Regions from separate parts of the Homo sapiens genome. Here region 1 is linked to region 2. Evidence: read pairs that join two places in POLR2A ChIA-PET (ENCODE). Cell type or tissue: Caco-2. All regions are shown on one strand. Each heading gives the region's core, and the rest is flanking DNA. Links, peaks and the distances in the headings are about the cores only.

Region 1 (9,604 bases), core at 1,553-9,552, 130 kb before region 2:
ATAGCTGACTGCACTGGGTTGTAGTACAGGCTCTGGAGCTAGGCAGACCTGAACTCAAATAACAGCTTTGCAGTTTCTTAGTCACTTATTCCCTCTGAGCCTCAGTTTCCCCTGGAAAATGGGGACAATAACAGAACCTACTCTCTGGAGTTGTTGTTGCAACTATTATTATTATTATATTTTTGAGACAGTCTTATTCTGTCACCCAGGCTGGAATGCAGTCATACGATTGCGACTCACTGCAACCTCCACCTCCCGAGTTCAAGCAATTCTCCTGTCTCAGCCTCCTGAGTGGCTGGGATTACAGGCATGCTCCACCACGCCTGGCTAATTTTTGTATTTTTAGTAGAGACGGGGTTTCACCATGTTGGTCAGACTAGTCTCAAACTCCCGACCTCAATTGATCCACCTGCCTCGGCCTCCCAAAGTGCTGGGATTACAGGTGTGAGCCACAGCACCTGGACTGTTGCTGCAATTAAATGAGATAATGCACATAAAGAGTTCAGCATGGAGCCTGGCACAATGTAAGTAATGTGACTTATTGTGATGATGACCTTTCAGGCAGGTTTATGGATGATTTGTCTTGACATCTCCTGAAACACCTAACACACAGCCATATGCTGGCTGGATGGATTTGTATGGAGGTAGACATGTGCACTGCATAGGGAAGCCCTTTCCAACAGGCAGAGCAGTGCAACCTGGAACTGGGCTGCCTCTGTAAGTCGTGAGCTCCGTGCATACAAGCAAAGGCAAGATGGCCACTTGGCCTACCAAACAGAGGCTGGAGATGCAATAGTCAGAGCATGGTCTCTGAAGCCAGACACCTTGGGCTTGAAACCCAGCTCCCTTACTTACTCAAAGTGTGGCCTTAACTTAACAGGGCCTCAGTTTCCTCATCGATAATATGGGGAAATAATAGTAATAATAGGACCTACCCAAAGACTGTCATGACAGTTAAATGAAAGAATACACATAAAACAATAGAACATGCCTGGTACAGGGAGAGTAATTCAATGCACATTAGCTATTGTTATTATTGTTGGCATTTGCATTACTATAACTGAAGAGGGGAGTTACAGCCCCCTGCAGGCCTATGAGCTGTTACAACCTAGAGCTCCACTAATATCCTAGCATGTTCTCGTGGTCTGCCAACAGCCTTCTACTCCCCCGGTGTCTGGTGCTAGCTCTGCCCCTACGTTAGCTACATAGGTAGGCACCTGACCCACACCTGGCCACTCAGAATATTCCTATCCTCCCAGCAACAGTGATTGAACCACTCAGAGTCCTTCCCTTGGATTGACATACAGATTCTAGAAGAAAAAGAGTCTCCCTTTTCTGTTTGGATTGCTAAGCTGGGACACAGGACAGCTTAAAAGGGAGAGACAGGCAGTGATGGCAGAGAGAGAGTCAACCTGATTCTTCATTCTTCAGTCCCATGAACTGCCCCAGGATCCACTAAAGTCATTTTTTGGTTTAAAGCCACTTTGAGTTAAGTTTTTGTCACTGGTTTCTGGAAAAAAGCCATGCCCAATTGTATAGACCCTAACTAAGATAAGGTCAGTGCTGTCCATGGGCAGGGCCAAGCAGAAGCCAGTATTATAACTACTCTTGTGTATGTGGCACCACCCCTATCACCTGGGTTGCAGTGGGCAGTTTTCAAAGCATGTTCTCAAGAATACCCTGACCCAGTGGTCTTTAGACCCTGCTTCCTAGAGCCCTGGGAATTTGCAGAGGTATCTCCAAAAGCACCCAGGAAACTAAGCCACGAGGAGGGCAAAATTCTGGGTAAACTGCCCCAGAACCAGACAAGTTCTGCTACAAATGCTTACAATATGGGTTTCTGTTGCCCAAAGAGATTTGAAAAACTCTATTCTAATTGACACTTAGAAAAGCACTGAGAAGTAGCTAGGGCGGATGTGTTCATCTGCATTCTACAGAAGGAGAAATGAGGGTTCAGAAAGGGGAAGTCATGAGACCATTACTGTAGAGCAAGAACTTGAATGTGGGGCTCTAGACACACGGCCAACTAGCTCCGACTGCACCCAGCTGCCTGTGAAAGTCTATTATCTCTCACATTTCCTGTCTCCTTCAGTAAACTGATGGTGGTTAATACCTAGAGTCTCATCTTTCTTGGCTCTGACTCCTACAGAATTGTCTGCTTCTGAGCTTGGCTCCTTGAAAGGCTTCAGGAAGCTTGAGGAACGTGTGGAATAAATGTATGAGCCGATCTCAACCTCCCCTTAACGGAGCCCCACCTTCCCTATGCGCACATACCTTGAGCTCCGCATCTCCCCACACATTTGCCCAAATGTCAGGGAAAGGCTGAGCAGGCTCCCTCCCGGGAACTCCTAATCCACCTCCTCTGTCCGGCTGTGCTGTGGCTGTGGACAGAGGATTCCTTGTTCCCGATGCTTCCTGCCCAGAGATCTCCATGGGGCCCCTGTAGGAAGGAGCCAAATCGCTCCTTTTAACCGAGCTAAAGCCACCCCCTACCCCCACCACCCCCAGGAGCAACATGCTCCCAGCTCTGCCCACCATTCATTCTACCTGTCCCAGCCTGGCTCAGCCACACTTCATTCCCCATAGTTCCCGCTCCCTACAGGTGCACACACATGTGTACACACACACACACACACACACACACACACACACACACACACACACAAATGGAAAGTTTCCCTAGGGGTACAAAGATACTTCACATTGAACCAAAATTAAAAACCAGAGGACTCCAGAATGACAACATCACAGCCCTGGCAATTGTGCCTTACTAATAACATCACAGTGACATTTGCATGTTACTTCGAAATTTCCCAATCAATGTAACTCCATTGGCTGAGTTCCCTCTCTACTCCCTCGCCCTGCCAGAATCACAGCACCTCCAAGTTGGGAAGAAGCTTTGACACGCCCCGGGCCAGTGGTTTCCAAAGTGTCTTCCATAAAGCCAAGAAAAGGTCAGTTGCATTGTCTGGGGGCTGAGGAATTGGCCAGCCCCACGCCAACTCCAACCCACACTGCAACCCCTTTAGCTGTTTTGTACATTGAGATTCTTTGGGGTGCAATGGAAAAAGGAGAGTTCCCTGCTGGAAAGTTTGAAAACAAGTCATTTAGTCTGACCCTACTTTCCCCCATCCCCTGATCCACCAATGTTGATGTGACCCTGAGGCCAGTAGAAAGGAAGGTCATGTAGTAGTCAACGGGCAGGGCCAGGATGAAAGCACTCTCTCCTGAATCTAGTCTACGACCTAGGAGTGGTGAAGCAAAGGCAGGCAAGGGCCACGGGGCAGCTTCCAGGCCCAGCACCGTCCTTCACCAGCCACGGTGGCATGGATGAGCAATAGAGGCAAAGCCTGTTTTTGAATACAGAGCTTGATGAATATGCATTTCAGCCCCTAACCCAAAACAAGCCAAAACCAGGGAGGGTCCCCAGCATGGCCCCCGTTTTCAGCGCCACCAGAAACAGGTGGCGTAGACAAAGCCTCACACTTCCCCAGCAGTCAAATATGTCAAAAATCGAGAGGCCGAGGGCCTGGAAGACCTCTTCGTCCAACCTCAGCAGAAGGAGAATAAGTCTGTGCCTCCAGAACACTCACCCCTCCTCTGTCCACACCAGCTCCCCGGGGGCAAGAACTTCTGTCAGTCAGGCACCTAGAGGGAGGAAACAGCGTTAGCTCCTCAGAACAGGAGTTCATGAGCCCAGCATGTGCTGGAAATTGAGAGGCTGGCATTTGACTCTCTGAGGCACCTTAGGGAAGTTGCTGAACCTGTTAAACAAAAAGGCCTTGTGACAAGGCGGAAAGCAAAATAGAAAGTAACAAATATGCACCTGAAGCGGCAGCAGGGGCCAGGCAGCGAAGGACCTTGGAGGCCAAGGAGAAGATTCGCTCTTTATTGTAAGAGCAAAGAGAAACCACTGGCTTACAGGGTAGAGGATGGAAGAGGGGCAGGGGAAGCTGCAGGAACATCAGTTAGGAGGTTGTTGTGATTATCCAGCGGAGATATGATGAGGGCCTAAGCTAGGGTGGTTGCAGAAGAGACAGAAAGAGGTGGACAGACTCAAGAGGTATTTAAAAGGTGGTATCCCCAGAACTTGCTGGTGGACTAGATGTATGGGGAGAAGGGAGAGCAGGGGCCCCAACCTCCAGATGCCTCCTCAGGTGCCATGGTTATACCCCCTGCTGTCCACTTGGCCTTTCCTTGCTTCAGTGTCCCCATCTGTGAAATAAATATGGTTGGAATCAGTGATCCCTCGGAGTCTTTTCTTTTCTCTTTTTTTTTTTTTTTTTTGAGACAGAGTCTCGCTCTGTCGCCCAGGCTGGAGTGCAATGGTGCGATCTCTGCTCACTGCAACCTCCGCATCCCAGGTTCAAACGATTCTCCTATCTCAGTCTCCCAAGTAGCTGGGATTACAGGCGTGCGCCACAACGCCCGGCTAATTTTTTGTATTTTTAGTAGAGACGAGGTTTTACCATGTTGGCCAAGCTGGTTTCAAACTCCTGACCTCAAGTGATCCACCCACCTCGGCCTCCCAAAGTGCTAGGATTACAGGCATGAGCCACCATGCCCGGCCTCCCTCGGGGTCTTTTTAGCATTCACATCCTGTTCTGGTGTAATTCACTCAAAGTATGTAAGTACTTTTCTCAATCTTCTTTGAGCTCCAACCACAGGTCAGGCTTAGTATGCAATGGGGCAGGAGACTTGGAGGGAGAAGCTACAGGCACCCTGGACTCACACACTCAGAACAGTCAGTCTCCAGGTGGGATGAGGTGTTCCTACTTCATGTAAAATGTGAAACTCAGGTGAACAGGAAGAACACACAGTGGTTTATGAGCTTAGGCTCTGGAGTAACTCAGACCTGTTTGAATTCTGGTTCTAACACTTACTACTTATGTGGCCCAGGGCAAGTCACTTTACTTCCTCATTTGGAAAATAGGAGTAAAAGTGTCTGCTCCCAGGGCTAATGGGGGGACTAAATGAGATGATGCCTGTGAACAGCTCAGCAAGGTGCCTTATCACAACTGTCCAAAAGGTAGCAGCACCATTCAAAGATGGGGAAACTGAGACCTAGAAGGATGAAATGACTCACTGAAGACCAGGCAGTGAATAAGTGGCAGAGCTGAGACCCCTACACTGCGGCTGGGGTCTGGAGCCCAGCTAAACCACTAGGTTGTACACATACCATTCCCGTTCCTGCTTTTCAAATGAGGAAGTTGAGGTCAAAAAAGAACAAGTGACTTGCCCAAGGTCACAGAGAGAATCAGACATAGAAGAAGGATTTGAACTCAGGCCTCCTTGATGAAAAAGCCCATGGTCTCTCCGTGGATATCCAGAAAGTAGATATGTGTGGATAGTCTTCAAATTTCAGGGTCCTTTAAACCTGGAATAGGGACAAATGCAAATTGAGGCCAATGGTGTGTGTGTGTGTGTGTGTGTGTGTGTGTGTGTGTGTGTAAAGCAAACTGAGGCCAATGGGATGTGAGAGTGTGTGTGTGTAACAAATGCAAACTGGGGCCAATGGGTGTGAGTGTGTGTGTGTGTGCACATGTGTGTAGCTACCTTGAGAGGAAACCAGGAGGAGCTGATGAAACAAAAGCCTCTTTCTCAGAAGCCCTCTCTGGGGACTGGGCAGGAGAGAAGGGCACTGACAAGCAGGGCCATCCATCCTGCTGGGGCTGAGCTGAAGCCTGGATCTAAGCAAACAGAATCAGCTCCAGCTTGGCCACCAACTTGCTATGTGATCAGCAGTTCTCTCTCTCTTTCTCCCTCTTGCTCTGTCTCTCTCATCTCTGTTTCTTCGACTTCAGAATGAGACCGTTGTACTAAACAATGTCAAGGCCGGGCATGGTGGCTTATGCCTGTAATCCCAGCACTTTGGGAGGCCGAGGCGGGCGGATCACCTGAGGTGGGGAGTTCGAGACCAGCCTGACCAACATGGAGAAACCCCGTCTCTACTAAAAATATAAAATTAGCCAGGCATGGTGGCATATGTCTGTAATCCCAGCTACTAGGGAGGCTAAGGCAGGAGAATCGCTTGAACCCAGGAGGCAGAGGTCGCGGTGAGCCGAGATTGCGCCATTGCACTCCAGGCTGGGCAACAAGAGCGAAACTCCGTCTCAAGAAAAAAAAAAAAAAAAACAATGTCAAGATCCTTTCCAGTTATAGAAGACTAATAATAACCATTGCTTACAAGCTCTGGATTTCTGGTCAGGTGCTGCTCCTGCAACCTCGAATGGTGGCATTAGCTGGCTCCAATACCACCACGACAGGGGCAGAATGTCCTGCATTCAGGTTCCGGCTGTGTAGCCAGGTCACTTTCCCTTCACAGGCCTCAGCTTCCTCATCTGTAAAATGGAATTTATCTTTGCCTGATCACTTGCAGAAAGGAATATCCAAGGAGCTACCTGAAAACCAAGCAATCTCTTGAGGTATCATACAAAGCAGCCCCAAATCCCCATCCCAACTCCCACCCTCAAGCTATTTTAACTTCTTCCCCTCTGGCCAATGTCCCCTTGAGGCACATGGAATAACTGAATATGAGCTGCTGGATGCAACAGTACTGTCGTGGCAACAGCCCCCGCACTAACAGTAGTAGCAATCACCACACAGCAAATACTTGACTGCTTAGGCATGCCAGGCACTGTGCTAAATACTCACTTGGATTATTTCTCAGGCCATCCCCTCAACCACCATTAGTCTCAGTTTGCAGATGAAAGGCTCAAGTTCAGCAAAGAGAATTGCCCAAGGTCACACACAGAGCAAGTGAAGGGCGTGGCCAGGATGAGGACCCAGACCAAGGTTTTTCATTTGCCATCAGAAGCCCTGAACTCGGCCGGGTGCAGTGGCTCACACCTGTAATCCCAGCACTTTGGGAGGCCGAGGCAGGCGGATCATGACGTCAGGAGATTGAGACCATCCTGGCTAACACGGTGAAACCCCGTCTCTACTAAAAATACAAAAAAAAAATTAGCCGGGCGTGGTGGCAGGCGCCTGTAGTCCCAGCTATTCGGGAGGCTGAGGTGAGAGAGTGGTGTGAATCCAGGAGGCGGAGCTTGCAGTGAGCCAAGATCGCACCACTGCACTCCAGTCTGGGCAACAGAGCGAGACTCCATCTCAAAAAAAAAAAAAAGAAGCCCTGAACTCATCCTCAAGGCTATGGGGCTGTCCAGGGTAACATTCCACCAAGGGGCAAGGCCCGGGCTGGGGTGAGGTGGGGAATATCTGTCCTTCATTGACCTCCCAACCTTCCCCAAATAACTAGTCTTTATGTAGTCTTCTGTTATTAATCAAATGTGCCCAACTCAACTCTGTCTACAATAGTGTTGTCAAATAGAAATACAATGCGAGCCACATATGTAATTTAAAAGTGTATAGTAGCTACATTTTATTTTATTTTATTTTTTGAGTCAGAGTCTCGTTCTCTCACCCAGGCTGGAGTGCAGTGGCACGATCTTGGCTCACTGCAGCCTCTGCCTCCCAGGTTCAAGCAATTCTCATGCCTCAGCTTCCCAAATAGCTGGGGTTACAGGTGCGCACCTCCATGCTTGGCTAATTTTTGCATTTTCAGTAGAGACAGGTTTCCCCATGTTGCCCAGGCTGGTCTCGAACTCCTGGTCTCAAGCGATCCGCCTGCCTCAGCCTCCCAAAGTGCTGGGATTACAGGTGTGAGCCATCGTGCCTGGCCTTAGTACCTACATTTTAAAAAGCACAAAGGAATGAGGGAAATTAATTTTCATAATATATTCATTTAACCCAATATATCTATCTCAACATGTAATCAATGTAAAAAATACTATAGGCCCAGCACGGTGGTTCATGCCTGTAATCCCCACACTTTGGGAGGCTGAGGTGGAAGGACCTCTTGAAACCAGGAGTTCAAGACCAGCCTGGCCAACATAGCAAGACCTTGTCTCTACAAAAAATAAAAAAATTTAGCTGGGTGAGGTGACACATTCCTAAAGTCCCAGCTACTAGCTGAGGTGGGAGGATCTCTTAAGTCCAGGAGTTCAAGGGTTGCAGTGAGCTATGATCATGCCACTCACTCCAGCCTGTGCAACAGAGTGAGAACCTGCCTCTAAAAAAAAAAATTAAAACTAAAATTAAAAAGACTATAGAGATATTTTACATTTTTTAATACATCCTCTTCTAAATCCAGTGTGTATTTTATACTTACAACACATCTTGATTCAGATGCTAAATATTCATAAGATATTTAGCTTCTCCTTGCCTTTACAATTTTTTTTTTTTTAAGATGGAGTCTCACTCTGTCGCCCAGGCTAGAGTGCAGTGGTGTGATCTCAGCTCACTGCAATCTCCACCTCCCAGGTTCCAGCAATTCTCCTGCCTCAGCCTCCTGAGTAGCTGGAATTACAGGCACGTGCACCACGCCTGGCTAATTTTTGTATTTTTAGTAGAGACGGGGGTTTCACATGCTGGCCAGGCTGGTCTCGAACTCCTGACGTCAAGTGATCTGCCCACCTCGGCCTCCCAAAGGGCTGGGATTACAGGCATGAGGCACCATGCCCAGCCGCCTTTATGATTTAAAAAAAAAAAAAAAAAGCCGGGCACGGTGGCTCACACCTGTAATCCCAGCACTTTGGGAGGCCAAGGCAGGTGGATCATGAGGTCAGGAGTTCAAGACTAGCCTGACCAATATGATGAAACCCCATCTCTACTAAAAATACAAAAATTAGCCGGGTATGGTGGTGTGCATCTGTAATCCCAGCTACTCAGGAGGCTGAGGCAGGAGAATTGCTCGAAGCCGGGAGACGGAGGTTGCAGTGAGCTGAGATCATGCCATTGCACTCCAGCCTGGGCAACAGAGCGAAAGCGAGAGTCCTTCTCAAAAAAAAAAAAAAAAAAAAAGGTATATTCTCAAATCTAAGTTTCCAAACACGCATAGTTTGTCAATAAATGAAGGGAGCATTCTTTTAAAATGTTAAATTAGTTAAAATCAAATAAAATTAAATATTAAATAAAATTTAAAATTTGGCTGGGCTTGGTGGCTCATGCCTGAAATCCTTTGGGATTACTTTGCCTGAGCTCAGGAGTTTGAGACCAGCCCAGACAACATGGCGAAACCCCATCTCTACTAAAAATACAAAAAATTAGCCAAGCATGGTGGGGCATGCCTGTAATCCCAACTATTCCAGAGGCTGAGGAAGGAGAATCGCTTGAGCCTGGGAGGCAGACGTTGCAATGATTGTGCCACTGCACTCCAGCCTGGGCGACAGAGTTCAAAAGGTCAGTTCCTTGGTGGCACTAGCCACATTTTACATGTCCACTAGCCACATGTGACTAATGGCTGCTGTATAGGGCAGCTGCAGCTCTGCAGTCAAGTCCTTGAGGGCCTGGGCTGATGACCTCCTTGGCCCTAGCCCAGAGCTAAGCCTCGAAGGTAAAGTTGACTTACCTCTGTGAGCTTACCTCTGAATAGAATGGTATCTACTCATTCAACAAAACCCTACTGAACCTAAAATTAATATTTACCTCTGGTGCCCACACAGTGATGGTGACAATGGGATCTGAGTACCCAGTGTCCTTCACTGACCCCTCAAACCTCCCCAAAATAGGAACTCCTGTAGTGTTCAGAGGATGAGGCTGTGGC
Region 2 (10,408 bases), core at 2,406-10,405:
ACCTGCATGTGTCTGGCAGTGTGACAACATAAGGATTATAGTAGTGACAAAGACAGATCTATCTGGTCTCTGTCACCATACTGCTTACTGTCTGAGGGGGTATATAAACTGTAAAGAAATTACCATGCAATCAAGAATTATAGTTTGGGCCAGGCGCAGTGGCTTACGCCTGTAATCCCAGCACTTTGGGAGGCCAAGGTAGTCAGATCACTTGAGGCCAGGAGTTCAACACCACCCTGGCCAACATAGTGAAACCCCATCTCTACTAAAAATACAAAAAAGTTAGCTGGGAGTGATGGTGTATGACTGTAATTCCAGCTATGTGGGAGGCTGAGGCAGGAGAATTGCTTGAACCCAGGAGGCGGAGGTTGCAGTGAGATGAGATCATGCCACTGCACTCCAGCCTGGGCAACAGAGCAAGACCCTCTCTCAAAAAAAAAAAAAAAAGGAATTATAGTTTTATAGTTTGGGCTGAGCATGGGGGCTCATGTCTGTAATCCCAGCACTTTAGGAGGCCAAAGTGGCAGGATCACTTGAGACCAGGAGTTCAAGACCAGCCTGGGCAACATAACAAGATTCCATCTCTACAAATAATAGAACAATTAGCTGGATGTGGCAGCACACCTACAGTCCTAGCTACTAGGACCACACTCTGTTGCCCAGGCTGGAGTGCAGTGATGCGATCACAACTCACCACAGCCTCGAACTCCTGGGCCCAAGTGATCCTCCCACCTCAGCCTCCCAAGTAGCTGAAACTATAGGTATGTGCCACCACACCCAGCTAATTTTTTTTAATTTTTTATTTTGTAGGGACAGGATTTCACTATGTTGTCCAGGCTGGTCTTGAACTCCTGGGTTCAGGGATCCTCCCACCTTGGCCTCCTAAAGTGCTGGGATTACAGGAGTGAGCCACTGTGCCCAGTCCCGTGTTAGCTATTCTTACTATTACTTTCAATAAAGAAGGGATATTTGAGCTGAGACCCGAAGGGATAGTAGGAGTCTGCAGAGAGAGAAGGTGGGTACGAGGTGGGACTTCAGAGCATCCCAGACAGAGAGAACAGCAACCAGTATGTTTCCCACCAGGCCTAGGACAGACAAAGTCAGGCAGCTAATAAACACACAAGGGGAAAAAAATGTTGAATGAAGGCAGAGTTACCTAAAAAATTCAAACCGATACTGAGCATCCTTCTGAACTTCCTGGTCCAGCTTATTAGCAAAGAAGTCCTCCCGGTCAACAACCAGGAACTCCGTTTCTTCCATACAGACGATGGTGGACCTCCTCACTGAAGCATGCAGAACGTCCATTTCCTGTTGGGTGGACAGGGCAAGGGCAAGTGTGAGGCCACCTCCACTTCCTGTCCTCAGCCTTACACACATCTTCCGTGCCTCCATCTTCCCCCTGAATTCTCTCCTCACCAGACTGTGTGTTCCCTAGCCTCCTCTATTCTCCTGCACATTCTCCCACTGGGGCCCACTCCCCTTCTTCTTAATCTGCTGCTTATGGAAAAAGAGGCAACAGACCTGAACAGGCCAGAGGGGAGGAAGCTGGAGAGGCCTCACTATGGAGTCACTTCATCTCTAAAGGGCTGTATCAGGAACATACTTCTTAAACATCACAGATGAAGAGGCTGATCTTAGTCCAACTCAATTAGCATTTGACAGGTAAGGGGCCCACACGGGACACTGACTTGTACAGAGTACTAGGCAGGACTGGGCCTGGCTGAGAGGTTCTAGCAGAAGTCCTGTCACCTCCACCCACTCCACCCCAGGAAACTGGGTCCTTCCCCTGGGCTTACCCCAAAACAGCTACCCTTGTGCAGCAATTTCGGGTGGGGATCTAGGAAGGCACTGCTGCCATCCTCGTCCTTGGTTATTGCAACTGTGCCCAGGTAGATGAAATAAAAGCTGTTGCCCTTCTGCCCCTTCTTGATGATCACACGCCTGCGACCAAACCTGGGAAAAGACCACTGCTAGTTGATTGGGTAGTGACATGGGGGCAGGTCCAAGCTGAGAGGAGCTCTGGACTGGTTGTGCTCTTTGCTTTGGGATATAAGAGCACAGACTTGGACCAGAAGGGCCCTCAGGACAGCCCAGCCCTGCCAGTCAAGCTGGAGCCTTTCACTAACACCTATCCCGTTGCCTGCCTCGGTTGAACTGAAGCTTCCTGAGAGCAGAGTCTTTGCCAGTCTGGGTCACTGCTGCGTGTGCTTGGGCACAGTGAATGTTCATTGAACATAGTGGAATAAATGAGTGAACACATGCTGAAAGCAATGAATGGGTTAGTAGAGTCACTAAATGATTAGGAGGACTGGCTTTAGCGTTAGCCCAGGATCCAAATCCTGGTTCTGCTCTTAGCTGTGTGACACTGAGCAATGGATATCCCCTCTCTGATCCTTGGTTTCTCTTGTCTGTAAAATGCAGATGAGTATGCCTAGAATGAGACACAGATAATGGTCTTATCATAATTACCAGCAGCCCACTACCCAACTGGGCACCCTTGGGGTAGAGGTGCCCAGGCCCAGAGCGAACAAGGAGTTCTTAAACTCAGAGGGAAGTTTCTGTATTTCGTATGCAAGTCCAAATCTCAATTCTTTCGATATTTATTCTTTTCCTTCATTCATTCAATAAGTTAAATAAATATCAGTGGTGTCTGTTAGGTACCGTGAGGCCAGGTGTGGTGGCACACGCCTGTTAATCCCAGCACTTTGGGAGGCCAAGGTGGGAGGATCATTTGAGCCTAGGAGTTTGAGATAGGGACAGGGTCTCACTATGTTGCCTAGGCTGGTCTTGAACTCCTGGGCTCAAGGATCCTCCCACCTTGGCCTTGCAAAGTGCTGGGATTACAGGAGTAAGCCACTGTGCCCAGTCCCATGTTAGCTATTCTTACTATTACTATCAATAAGGAAGGGATATTTGAGCTGAGACCTGAAGTTGCCACATCCAGCTAATTGTTCTATTATTTGGAGAGTCGGAGTCTTGTTATGTTGCCCAGGCTGGTCTTGAACTCCTGGGTGGGCAACAAGGTGAAACCTCATCTCTACAAAAAATGCAAAGATTAGCCAAATGTGGGGGTGCACACCTGTAGTCCCAGCTGCCTGTAAGGCTGAGGTGGGAAGATCACCTGAGCCTGGGAGTTTAGGGCTATGGTGAGCCATGATCATACCACTGCACTCTGGCCTGGGTGACTCTGTCTCAAAAAAAAAAAAATTGGGCACAATGAACAACACAGACTTTGTTTTCAAAATTATGGTCACATACAGGATGTAAATAAGGTTTAAAAATGCTTTAAGAGATGTCAGTGCAGGCTACTTGAGGAGCACAGAGAAGGGGCCTTTATCCAAGCTTAGGAAGGTCAGACAAGGCTCTAGCATGGTGCTTGAAGTGAGTCATCCAGGTGGACAAAGAGATGGAAGAGGGTCCCAGGCACAGGGACCACCATGACCAAAGGTGCAGAGGTGGCCCAAAGCACGGCACATTCAAGGGATAACGTGTACTTCATAGGTAATGTGCACTTCACGGGAAAGGAAAATGGGAGAAGGCAAGTCAGGGGAGTGGTGGGAGAGAAATTCGACTGGTCCCACCATAAAGGGCCTCCAAAGCTCAGCTAAGTTTGGATTTTACCCAGGAGACAATGGGTAAAAAAAAGTCTGCCCTTTAGTCTCTGCCAGGACTGATGAGCAGCCATTGTGGAAGTGCCCCGATAGCAGGGCCATTGTCCCCAGCTCTGAGCTCATGGCCCTGCCCTCAGCAGTTCCTCCTCTTCCTCCTCCCCCTCCACACTGCCACCTTCTGCTCCTTCCTGACTCGCTGGCTTGACCAGCAGCAGGGGAACCAACACCCTGCTCAGGGCAGATGATACCCACTTTGTTCCATCAGTTTGTCCATGTTGCTCCCCTGCCTGCAATGGCCTTCCCTGTCTTCTCCACTATTCAGATCCTTTCAGGAACTCAGATCCTACTTCCTCCAGGAAGCCTTCCCTGACCCAGCCCCCAGCAGCATCTCCTCTTCTGACCTCTTAGAGAGTACTCACTGGCCTTGTGATTCTGTGGCAAACTCCTGAGGGAAGGGATCAGAGGACAGACAGAGGACCACACCAGGCTGGAGTCAGTACTGCCCAGCCTCCATTGTGGCTGTGGGCTTCATGAGCTACAAACCAGTATCAGCCTGGAATCTTTATCAATGTAGGAAAGAGGCAAGCCAGGCACGGTGGTACACGTCTGTAATCCCAGCATTTTGGGAGGCTGAGGTGGAAGAATCACTTGAGCTCAGGAGTTCAAGACCACCCTGAGCAACATAGTGAGACTATGTCTCTACAAAAAATAAAAAGTAAAATTAGCCAGGAATGGTGATGCCTACCCCTTGTCCCAGCTACAAAGGAGGCCGAGGTGGAAGGCTCATATGAACCTAGGAGGTAGAGGCTTCAGTGAGCTGTGATCACACCACTGCACTCCAGCCTGGTTGACAGGACGAGACCCATCTCAAAAAATAATAATAATAAAAAGAATAAAGAAAGAGGAGATGGCCCAGGTGATAATGACTAGCTGGGAGATAGCAGGAATATTCAGCTAGGAAATGAGATTTTGAAGATGAGGGAGCACAGGCACTGTTCACTGAAGTAAAGATGACTAGAGCTAGAGCCAGAAAGACCCTCAGAGACCATCAAGCTCAACCAACATTTTTGGGAAGGGGAAAGGGGGACCCAAGGAACCCACAGCTTGCTGAAAGTCACGGCAAGCCACAATCAAGTCAGAGCTAGAACCCGAATCTCCAAAAGCAGACATCTGTCGCTTTTGCTGTCAAGCATCTGGTCATATTTTTCCACCAATCACACCCTGATTCTCCTTTGGGAAACTACCCTTTCTCAACTCTCAATCAGAGCATCACTGACCTCAGTGGTAATTCAAGCAAAGCCAAGCTGTTTCAGAAAGAATTCATCCCAAGCTCTGATGGGCGTAACTGAAAAGAGCTTCAGCGCTGTTTCTTTTTGTCTGGGTGACCTAGGAGGAGCCATTTTCCCCCACAGAGCCTCAGTTTCCTCATCTGAAAAATGAGGGAATTGGACCAGATCCTCTCTGAGGTTTCTACTAGATCCTCTCCAGATTTAATGGCCCTTTAATTAAGAGTCTCAATAAGTGAGCGAGATAAAGGGTGCTGCGACCATAGCAGTGGGAGCTGAAGTGAATGGACAGAAGACTTCATTCATGGCTGACATTATGCAGAGGGGTGGGCAGGACCTGCCACACCTTCTCAGCCAGGCTCTTTTGCTCAGTCCAGCCTCAGCCTGGTGGCCAAGGGCTGTGCCCCTCACTGACCGTTCAAAGCGCATGACTTTGGCCAGGAGCAGCTGCAGGGGCTCTGCGTAGTTCCGATAGCTATCCAGAACCTGCAAGATGTTACAGACGGCCTGGATCTCATCCTCTGTTCTCCAGGAAGGCTTCTTCTGCATGATCTGAATGGCCTTTGGAGGAAAGTGACCCTGGGGAGAGAGGACCAGAGTGATACAGGGGACCCAGCAATTTCACCCATGGGCCAGCGGGCAACACCCCACAGTCCTGCTTGTACACTCTCCCGTTCCCTGTACCACAGTGGCTGACGTGATGAGTGCTTACTGTGTGTCAGGCACTGGGATAAACATTTTACACGCCCATCTCACTGCATCCTGCCAGCCCAAGAACTGTTATTCCATTTGACAGATGAAGAAACTCAGGCAGGATTAGGAGATCTGACACATATCAACGCTGACATCCCCCCGACCTGTGTTGTTCATTGACCTTCCCAGGCAATACAGGCTTCCCTGGGCTCCAGTGGTCCTGCAGAGTCTGCTCAGCACATACACATAGCAGTCAGGGGAGACCTTTGCCTCTGTCTCAGCCTAGAGCTCAGTGTGCTACAGGAGACTAACAAGCAAAGTGAACCTTCCAGAGACTATTAGCTAAAGCTTTTCTTCTCCAGTGAACCAGGCCTCATGGACCAGCACGTTCACCTACCACTCCCACCTGCTGAAGAAGTGACACTGTGAGTTGTGAACACCCTCAATGGCTTCTCTCCAGCCTCATCTCCTACCTCTCCCCTTTGTTCTCTACTCTGGAACTTTCTACCTGTCCCTGGCATGTGCTAAGCTCGGCTCTGTCTTGAGGTCTCTGCCTGGGCTGTTTTTTTCTGCCTGGAATATTTGTCCCCTGGGTTTTCTCGTGGACATGGCTGACTCATCATTCTGGTCTCAGCTCAGATGCTGCCACACCCTCAGTGAGTCCCCACTGGGTCGTCTTAGCTGAAAGAGTAGCCCCTTCCCCAGTAGGCTCTTGCTATAGGGTGAACGTCCCCTCCAAAACTTGTGTCAAAATATAATTGCCATTCTGACACTATTAAGAAGTGGACGCTGGGCACAGTGGCTCATGCCTATAATCCCAACACTTTGGGAGGCCAAGGCAGGGGGATCACTTGAGGCCAGGAGTTTGAGACCAGCCTAGGCAACATAGCAAGACCTTGTTTCTACAAAAAAATTTGTAAAACTGAGACCTTTAAGAGGTAATTAGGTTACAAGGGCTCTGCCTTAGTGAATGGATTAATGTAATTATCATGAAAGTGGGTAACTTACTAGTTAAGTCTCATCATAACTCCTAGTTAGCTCCTCAATGGCAGGCTGGGGATGTTACACAGCCTAATATTCCTCACAACCACACACAGATCTAGGCCTACCTTAGGAGCTCAAAAAATGTCTGGGATGGGGAAAAGGGAATACACTTCAAATAGGGCATAGGAGACTTGGCCCGTCTGCTTCTCAAACACCATTTCTCACCATTTTCCCTTCACTCACTGCAGGCCAGCCACACCCCTACTGTGTTCCTCCAGAGGACATGAAGGATCAAGAAAGAATGACTGACCATAATCCCACTACCCAAAATTAGCCATTAACATCTGGCATAATAACTTCCTCTATTTTTCTTAGGTGTAAGTAAAATTTTTAGAAATAACACATATTTTCCATTAGAAATCAGAACAACACAGATAGTTAAAATCCTCTTATATGTATACACCACCCCAATCCAGATCTGCTCCCCACCATCTGAGTTTACCACTTTTATGTATGCATATATATGTACCCACAGAATATATAAGACTATTTTGTATTTTAAAATTTACTGCTGGGCATAGTGGCTCATGCCTGTAATCCCAGTGCTTTGGGAGGCCAAGGCAGGAGGATCACTTGAGCCCAGGAGTTCGAAACCAGCCTGGGCAATATGGCAAGACCCTCATCTCTACAAAAAATTTAAGAATTAGCTGGGCATTGGGCCGGGCACGGTGGCTCTTGCCTATAATCCCAGCACTTTGGGAGGCCAAGGCGGACGGATCACGAGGTCAGGAGATCAAGACTACCCTGGCTAACACGGTGAAACCCCGTCTCTACTAAAAATACAAAAAATTAGCAGGGCGTGGTGGCAGGCGCCTTTAGTTCCAGCTACTCAGGAGGCTGAGGCAAGAGAATGGCGTGAACCCGGGAGGCAGAGCTTGTAGTGAGCCCAGATCGCTCCACTACACACCAGCCTGGGAGACAGAGCTCGACTCCGTCTCAAAAAAAAAAAAAAAAAATTAGCCAGGCGTAGTGGCACACACTTGCAGTCCTAGCTACTGGGGGGCACTAAAATGGGAGGACCGCTTGAGCCCAAGGAGGTTGAGGTTGCAGTGAGCTGTGATTGCATCACTGCACTTCAGCCTGGATGACACAGCAAGACTCTGTCTCAAAAACTAAAAATAAAAAATTTACATAAATGTCAAGACTGTAGACATCACTTGCACAATTTGCTTTTCTTCACTCAGTGTTTTTCTAAACAATGTTTTGTAAATGTATCCATTGTTTCCACTGTCTGACAGTTGCTGCAATAATTGAGTCTATGATTCTAAGCCTCTCTAATACTAAGGGTTGTCTGTGAGAAGTTTAGCGTTATTAGAAGCCCAATATGGACTATACTGAGGCTTAGTTGTCCATCAGAATCCAAATGCTGTGCTGAGGGGCAGGTTATATAACTATACATGTGTGTGTACTATATATTATATGTCATTTTTACTTAGATATAATTCACATGCCCTGGAAATCACCATTTAAAGTGTACAATTCAGTGTTTTTTAGTGTATTCACAGAGTTGTACAACAATCACCACACTGTTTTGGAAGCTTTTCATCACCCCAAAGAAACCCTATACTCATTAGCATCACTCAGAGGGCTGGGCTTGCTTTTTTGGGATGGGTTGGGGGCAGGGGGACAGGGTCTCACTCTGTCACCCAGACTGCAGTGCAGTGGCACAGTCATAGCTCACTGCGACCTCGATTTCCCAGGCTCCAGCAATCCTCGCACCTCAGCCTCCCAAAATTCTGGGATCACAGGTGTGAGCCACCGTGCCTAGCTAATTATTTTTATTTTTTAATTTTTAGTAGAGACAGGGTCTCACATGTTGCTCAGACTGGTCTAAAACTCCTGAGCTCAGGTAATCTTCCTGCCTCGGCCTCCCAAAGTGCTGAGATTACAAGCGTGAGCTAGCACATCTGGCCAAAGGGCTGGTTTTTAAAATGAGCCTCCAGCTGGGCTCAGCAGCGCACACCTGTAATGCCAGCTACTCAGAAGGCTGAGACGGGAGGATAAATTGGCTCTCTACTCTTCCCTGTGTTGGAACCAGAGTCAGGCATGATTCATTTGAGGACCACCTATAGGCCTTGCCCATAACAAAGAATTTTCCCTTTGTGCCCTCTTCCCGCCCTCTACTGCGGTGCACAGAATTGCCCTCATATCTAGAGTTCTGTGGCTCTCAGATAGGCCCCTAGTTTCTCCTGCCTGAAGGAAAGAGCCTGATTAAGCTTCAGTGCTCAGTGTCACACACTAGCCAGCCTGAAGAGCTGAAGAGTCACAGAGCTTGAATGACTTAACTGAGTATGCTTCATACACGAGGGGGCACGAAAAATAAGGCTGTGCCCAGGAGAGGCAAGCAACAGAAGCCATACCTGGGCTCCAAGAAGAGAAAGGGGTGGGGCAGGAGATGGGCACAGGTGGCCCTGATACCCATTATAAAGTTCTTTTCTTTCCCCTTCCACTGAGGAAAAAAACAACAACGTGGCTACTCCAAGCCAGGATCAAGTCAGGTCTGCATTGGTGAGAATTTCAGATGTTCCCTATAAATAGGTAGACTCTTTTAAATTTTAAATTGGATTTTAATATTTAATATCCAGGATATCATGGAGAGAAGCCAAGAAGATAACAATGATGAGATTGAAATTCAGGGAACAAGTCACACAGTCCAAAGCTCCCATGGATATAAAAGCATTCTCTCATCAAAATGAGAGGACTCTTTTTTAGAGAGGGGGCCTCGCTCTATCACCCAGACTGGAATGCAGTGATACGACCATAGCTCACTGCAGTCTTGAACTCCTGGCCTCAAGTGATCCTCCCACCTCAGCCTTCCGAGTGTCAACAGCTGCGCTGCACCTGAATAAGACTCTTTAAGGGTATCTGACACCCAGGTGTGAGAGGTGTGCCCAGCATCTCTCAGAGAATTCAGGGTAGAACCAGAATTCACACAGGTCAGCCCTTTCCCACCACCTGAATTCTTCCTCTCTCTGGGACTCTCACATCCTCTGCTTTATCTTTTCCTGCTGTTTTCCCACGGGTCCAAGCCCAGGAACTCTCTCCCATTGGTTCTGCTCAACTGTGCAGTGACAGCTGGTTCCTACATGCTCACAGTCTTGGAGCTCCAGGGCTGGAAGGAATCACTGAGATCAGCTATTTTATTGATGAGGAAACGAAGTGGCCAACCCAGGGTGACAAGCTGAGTTGGTGGCAGAGCCTAGACTGAAACCAGCTCTGCTGATACCCAGCCAGGGTTTCTTCCAAGCCAGGGTGCAGAAAGAAAATTCCCCCACAGCAAGTTTCGAGCTATGCATACCTCCTCTGCAATGAAGTCCATGGTATCAAATGTGACTCGGCTTTGCATCTTTTTCTGAAAGAAAGAGGGCAGGGAGAAGAGGGAGAATCAGCAAGACTGCCCCTAGAACTTTGCATCTAGAGCCCTCCTGTCTACCTGGACCACCATGGTGGGCAGGAAGCCATGGGAAACCTCATAGCAGCCGGCCCTTTCAGGCCTGCCTCTGCTCGAAGGCCCCAACTCAGCACTAGGCTTGGGTCCAGCATTTACAGCATATTATTGTGAAGGCAGAGAAATATGGGGGTGGGGAGAAGGAAAGGAGGATAAGGAGGAAACAGGAAAGGAGAGAGAAAAGGAAGGGGGAAAAGCAGCAAACAAACAAGCATAGAGGAGGAAGAAAAGGAAGAATAAAAAGAAAGGAACAGGCTGGGCGCGGTGGCTCACGCCTGTAATCCCAGCACTTTGGGAGGCCAAGGTGGGCGGATCACGAGGTCAGG

The links. ChIA-PET counts read pairs that join two places held together with the same protein. Peaks named below come from ENCODE experiments on the same cell type or tissue, not always from the same donor. Only the 100,000 strongest peaks of a DNase experiment are listed, where the experiment ranks them.
Region 1: POLR2A ChIA-PET joins it to region 2 with 10 read pairs; 2 of 35 experiments call an interaction of 5 or more read pairs at or near these places.

The regions. Positions count from the first base shown.
Region 1 is chr20:36,106,470-36,116,073 of GRCh38, reverse strand. It overlaps a transcript of EPB41L1 not described here. Among named protein-coding and RNA genes, the nearest start is that of EPB41L1, 43 kb to the left of the region's middle. RefSeq lists an enhancer at 2,798-3,297. In Caco-2, for the core only: no CTCF peak of the experiment used is centred there; DNase peaks (open chromatin) are centred at 3,760 and 5,640.
Region 2 is chr20:35,975,527-35,985,934 of GRCh38, reverse strand. It overlaps CNBD2 (cyclic nucleotide binding domain containing 2), which reads right to left. Exons shown (of 12, transcript NM_001365709.1): 3 at 9,933-9,986; 4 at 5,313-5,476; 5 at 1,797-1,953; 6 at 1,157-1,308. Among named protein-coding and RNA genes, the nearest start is that of CNBD2, 12 kb to the right of the region's middle. In Caco-2, for the core only: no CTCF peak of the experiment used is centred there; no DNase peak of the experiment used is centred there.